Regions from separate parts of the Homo sapiens genome. Here region 1 is linked to region 2. The links are chromatin loops, found by intact Hi-C in ENCODE. Cell type or tissue: dorsolateral prefrontal cortex. All regions are shown on one strand.

Region 1 (2,500 bases), 89 kb before region 2:
TGAAGACAGTGCTTCCCTTGGCCAACAGCCAGAGCACTTTTTAAAAAGCCCTGTCCGGCAGTGCATGCTGCTGCAGCAGATAGTTGTCTCTAATGTGCGCCAGGCATGGTGGCTGCACCTGTGGTCCCAGCTACTCAGGAGGCTGAGGCGGGAGGAGCACGTGAACCCAGGAGGTCGAGGCTGCAGTGAGCCATGGTTGCACCACTGCACTCCAGCCTGGGAAACAGAGACCCTATCCCTAAGATAAAAAATAAAATTTAAAAATTGCTAATGTGATCAAAATGTAAAGCTTCAAAGTCTAAGACTCAACACTGAGAACAAAAATAAGGACATGCCAGGGTCCTGCCCACATGAAAGAATCGCTCCAAGACACAAAATCCAAGATGTGCTTCGTTTGGCCTCAATACTGAAGATGCCCCATCTTACTAAAGAAAAGATCAGCGCTCGAATCCTTACCCATAAATAATAATGACTTTTGTCAACCACCCCATCCCCAAGGCTTACCTATATTACACTGAGTTTTCTCATCCAGCAATTTTGAATAGGTGTTAATAAAATCAAGGTAGTTCTTGGGAGTGACATAGTTGCTGCGCCTCAATTTCTGTAGAAACTGTTGGCTGTAGTGGTCCACGGATTGGTGAACCAAGACAACATGCTTCACCACATTTTCTATATTTTCTGCCGGGATCATTGGATTATACCCTGAAGAGGAAGGAATAAAAAATGTTTTCTTTCTTTTTCTTTTTCGACACAGGGTCTCACTCTGTTGCCCAGGCTGGAGTGCAGTGGCGTGATCATGGCTCACTGCAGCCTCCATCTCCTGGGCACAGGTGATCCTCCCACCTCAGCCTCCCAAGTAGCTGGGACTACAGGATGGGCCACCATGCCTGGGTAATTTTTTGTATTATTTTGTAGAGGTGAGGTTTCACCCATGTTGCCCAGGCTGGTCTTAACTCCTGAGCTAAGGCAATCGGTCCACCTCAGCCCCACAAAGTGCTGGGATTACAGGCGTGACTCACCGCACCCAGCCATGCTTGTTAAGAAAGGAAAACAGGGATTCTTCAAAGAGTTAAATATAGAACTATTATATGACTCAACAATTCCACTCCTAGGTATATACCCCAAAGAACTGAAAAGCAGGGACTCAAATGAATTCTTGTATGCCAATGTTTACTGTAGACTATCACAATAAGCAAAAGGTGGAAAGACCCAAGCGTCCAGCAACGGAGGAATGGATGAACAAAATGTGTCCTATCTATACCGGGGATAGTATTCACTTGTAAAAAGGAATGAAGTTCCGATGCTGAAACACGGATGAGCCTCAAAAACATGATGCTAAGTGAAAGACGCCAGACACCAAAGGACAAACATTGCATGATTCCACTTATACGAACCCTCTCTAGAACAGGCAAATTCATACAGACAGAACACAGATTCGAGGTTGCCAGGGGCTGGAGGGAGGGGCGATGGGGAGTTCGTGTTTAACGGGTATGGAGTTTCAGTTTGGGATGATGAAAAGTTTTGGCAACAGACAGTGGTGTTGGTTTCACAACATTACGAATGTGATTAGTGCCACATGTACATTTCAAAATGCTTAAAATGGAAAATGTTATGTTACATATATTTTACTACAATAAAAAAATGATGTTAAAGTTTTTAATAGGACAAGAAAAGAATGGCTATCACTTATTGGTGGCTTTTCAGGGCCACAGCAGTGATCCGTGCTAATCCTTCTTTTTTTTTTTTTTTTTTCTTGAGACAGGGTCTCACTCTGTTACCTAATTCCTTCCCTACTGTTAGGAAGCCCTGTCTTCCCTAAAGGCCAAGACACCGTGGCAGAAGGGCCTTGGGTTTTCAGAAGCGATCACCACGTCTAACTCTGCCCTGTTGCTCCCCTCGCCCGCCCGAGGACTGGGTGGGCTTATTCGGTTACCCACCGCTGGATGACACCCAGCACATATCGGCAAAGGTGGGCCTTCCTATACACCCGCTGAAAGAATGAATGATGGCTTCCAGTGTCAAGATCACATCACCTGGATTATCTGATAGGTTGTTAAATGCATTCAGCTCAAAGCAGAGAATGTCTCATATTAAAATGGAGGAAGGAAAGACAGATTGAAAGTACCGATTAATCCAGATTCTGCAGAGCTGGTCCTGAGTTACTCCGGGGTTAGCAAAACACAGCCCCAGGGCCCATTTTACAGTGTGCAGGAAAAACGGTGCCTCACAAATATCTGTGCCTTTGGGCATAGTCATCTCAATTCCAGGGAATATATTCTCTCTCTCTCTCTCTCTCTCTCTCTCTCTCTCTCTCTCTCTCTCTGTGTGTGTGTGTGTGTGTGTGTGTGTGTGTGTGTGTGAGATAAAGTCTCACTGTGCCTCCCAGGATGGAGAGCAGTGGCACAAACTCGGCTCACTGCAACCTCTGCCTCCTGGGCTCAAGCAATTCTCATGGCTCAGCCTCCTGAGTAGCTGGGATTACAGGTGCCCACCACCACAC
Region 2 (2,500 bases):
TGCACCACCACGCCTAGCTAATTAATTTTAGTTTTGGTAGAGATGGGGGGGTCTCACCATGTTGCACAGGCTGGTCTGGAACTCCTGGGCTTAAGCAATCCTCCCACCTCAGCCTCCCAAAGTGCTAGGATAACAGGCGTGAGCCACTGCACCTGGCCTGATTTGTATTTGTTTAAGGTAATTCTGACCACCGGTGGTGGAGAATGGATTGATGGAACGTCACTGCAACAGTCCAGGAGAGGGGTGATGGCCACTTGGGATAGGAAGGTACTGGGGGGACAGGAGAGAAGAGGACAGATGGGAAGTATGTTTGGAGGACTTACTGATGTGAGCCGGGCAGGGCTGGGTGAGAGAAGAAGAAACAAGGACGAGTTTCTGGGTCAAGCAGTTGGTTTGATGTTGGTGCCATTTCCTGAAGTGGGGAAAACTGGGGGATGACTGAGTCACAAGGCAGAAGGTCAAGAATTCCACCTTGGGCAGTGGCTCACGCCTATAGTCCCAGCACTTTGGGAGGCGGAGGCATCCTGAGATGCCGTCTGAGCAAGGACACAAGCACCTCCGCTCTCACCTTGGTGATCTCCACGCAATTCCGGACACAATGGAAGCACATCTTGTCGATCTCATTTGTGTTGGGATGAAGGATGATCTCAGGTGCCGTCAGAATGGTTTCAGTGTGGAACAGAGGGACATTTCCAAGGATCAAAGAATTAAAAGACTGCAAGTTCCTAAGAGGGGTTGATGAGAAAGACTCAGAGTGTATCTCACTAGAGTGAAATACACCAAGCAATTGATGGAAATGACCAGGGCCACAAAAATCACAGGTACAGGCAATGGCACACTGTGAGGCTGTCCTAGACAGGCTGGGGTGAGTCTTACTTAAAATACTCTTTTTTTGCACTAAATTTATACAAACAGTTCATTTCCACTTTTGGAAAACTGAAGACCTTTTGGTTGGAAAATAGTTAAACAATAATGACTTCCAAAACCTGCTCAACTCTGGTAAGGAAAAAGGAGCACTCACATCCCCACCCAGCCTGCCCTACTGGCTCCATCCTTTCCAGGATGAAAGTAGATGTGACACCCAGGGATGGAACTTCATCAGCCTCCAGCCCAGTCTCCCTGCTTCCCCCTGCCGGCCCAACCCCATCCAGTAATTCACATGGCAGCCAGAGACACTATTTTAAAACATCTAGCGGGGCGCAGTGGCTCACATCTGTAATCCCAGTACTTTGGGAGGCTGAGGTGGGAGGATCATTTGAGCCCAGGAGTTTGAGACCAGCCTGGGCAACACAGCAAGACCCTGTCTCTAAAATAAAAATAAATTAGCTGGGCATAGTGGCACACGCCTGTGGTCCCAGATATTCAGGAGGCTGAAGTGGGAGAATTGCTTGAGACAGGGAGGTTGAGGCTGCAGTGAGCCATGAACATGCCACTGCACTCCAGCCTTGGTGACAGAGTGAGACCCTGTCTCAAAAAACAAAACAAAACAAAAACATCTAACTCCTCCCTCTCCCTCCTCCCGTCTCTCTCTCCCTCTCCCTCTCACTCCACCTCCCTCTCTCACCCTCTCCCTCCCTCCTTCTCCTTTTCCCTCCCCTTCTCTCTCCTCTCTCTCCCCTCTCTCTTCACCTCTCTCTCCCTCTTCCTGTTTCTCTCTCCCTCTCCAGGCTTCTCCCTTCCTCTCTCCCTCTTCCCCCCTCCTTATCTCTCTCTCTCTCCCCCTCTGCCTCTCTCTCCACCTCTCTCTCTCGATCCCTCTCCCTGTTTCTCTCTCCCTCCCTCTCCTCCTCTTTCTCCAGTTGAAAACACTCCAGCAGCCTCCCATGGCTGTCAGATAAAATGCAAGCTCCCTGCCGTGGCTTCCCAGGCTCCCTGTGACCTGATCCACCCCTGCCACCCTCTCCAGCTTCATCCCCTCCTTCAATCTCATCTTTCCTTCTTTCTGTTTCTTCCACTGACCAAAGGCCCACCTGTGGGTCTTCACAGCAGTTTTTGGCTTCCCCCAGAAAGCTCTTCCCCGTTTCAGCTCACTCCTCATCTTCAGGTCTCTACTAAAATGTGGAATTTCCGGGGTCTTTCTTGACCACCCAATTACAGCAGCATCTCCATTCTCTCCCCAGAACACTAGGCTGCTTTGTTTCTTTTACAGAACTCATCTCTTTTATGTCTGTTTCCCTGTGTCCTGCCTTCTCTATGAGGTTAGAGAAACTGCAAGGATACAGGGGCCTTGTCTGTGACCAGAGTCTAATCCAACAGGCAGCACAGGGCAGGCTTTACTCAACCTTGGATGGATGGATGGATGGATGGATGGATGGATGGATGGATGGATGGATGTGGGGATGAATGTGTGGATGGATGAGTGAATGAACAGATGGATGGATGGATGGATGATGGATGGATGGATGAACAAATGAATGAATGAGTTAATAAATGGATCAAAAGAAAACATAGCAGGGCCAGGCGCGGTGGCTCACGCCTGTAATCCCAGAACTTTGGGAGG

The links. Peaks named below come from ENCODE experiments on the same cell type or tissue, not always from the same donor. Only the 100,000 strongest peaks of a DNase experiment are listed, where the experiment ranks them.
Region 1: a loop joins it to region 2, with 3 times the contacts of the local background. A loop is called at or near these places in 3 of 110 quality-filtered maps.

Annotation. Positions count from the first base shown.
Region 1 is chr12:123,895,972-123,898,471 of GRCh38, reverse strand. DNAH10 (dynein axonemal heavy chain 10) reads right to left here. Exons shown (of 79, transcript NM_001372106.1): 55 at 505-702. Among named protein-coding and RNA genes, the nearest start is that of DNAH10OS, 38 kb to the left of the region's middle. In dorsolateral prefrontal cortex, no CTCF peak of the experiment used is centred here; no DNase peak of the experiment used is centred here.
Region 2 is chr12:123,807,022-123,809,521 of GRCh38, reverse strand. DNAH10 (dynein axonemal heavy chain 10) reads right to left here. Exons shown (of 79, transcript NM_001372106.1): 19 at 569-725. Among named protein-coding and RNA genes, the nearest start is that of DNAH10, 46 kb to the right of the region's middle. In dorsolateral prefrontal cortex, CTCF peaks have their summits at 926 and 1,126 (motif pointing left); a DNase peak (open chromatin) is centred at 1,135; H3K4me3 peaks cover 366 bases; H3K27ac peaks cover 620 bases.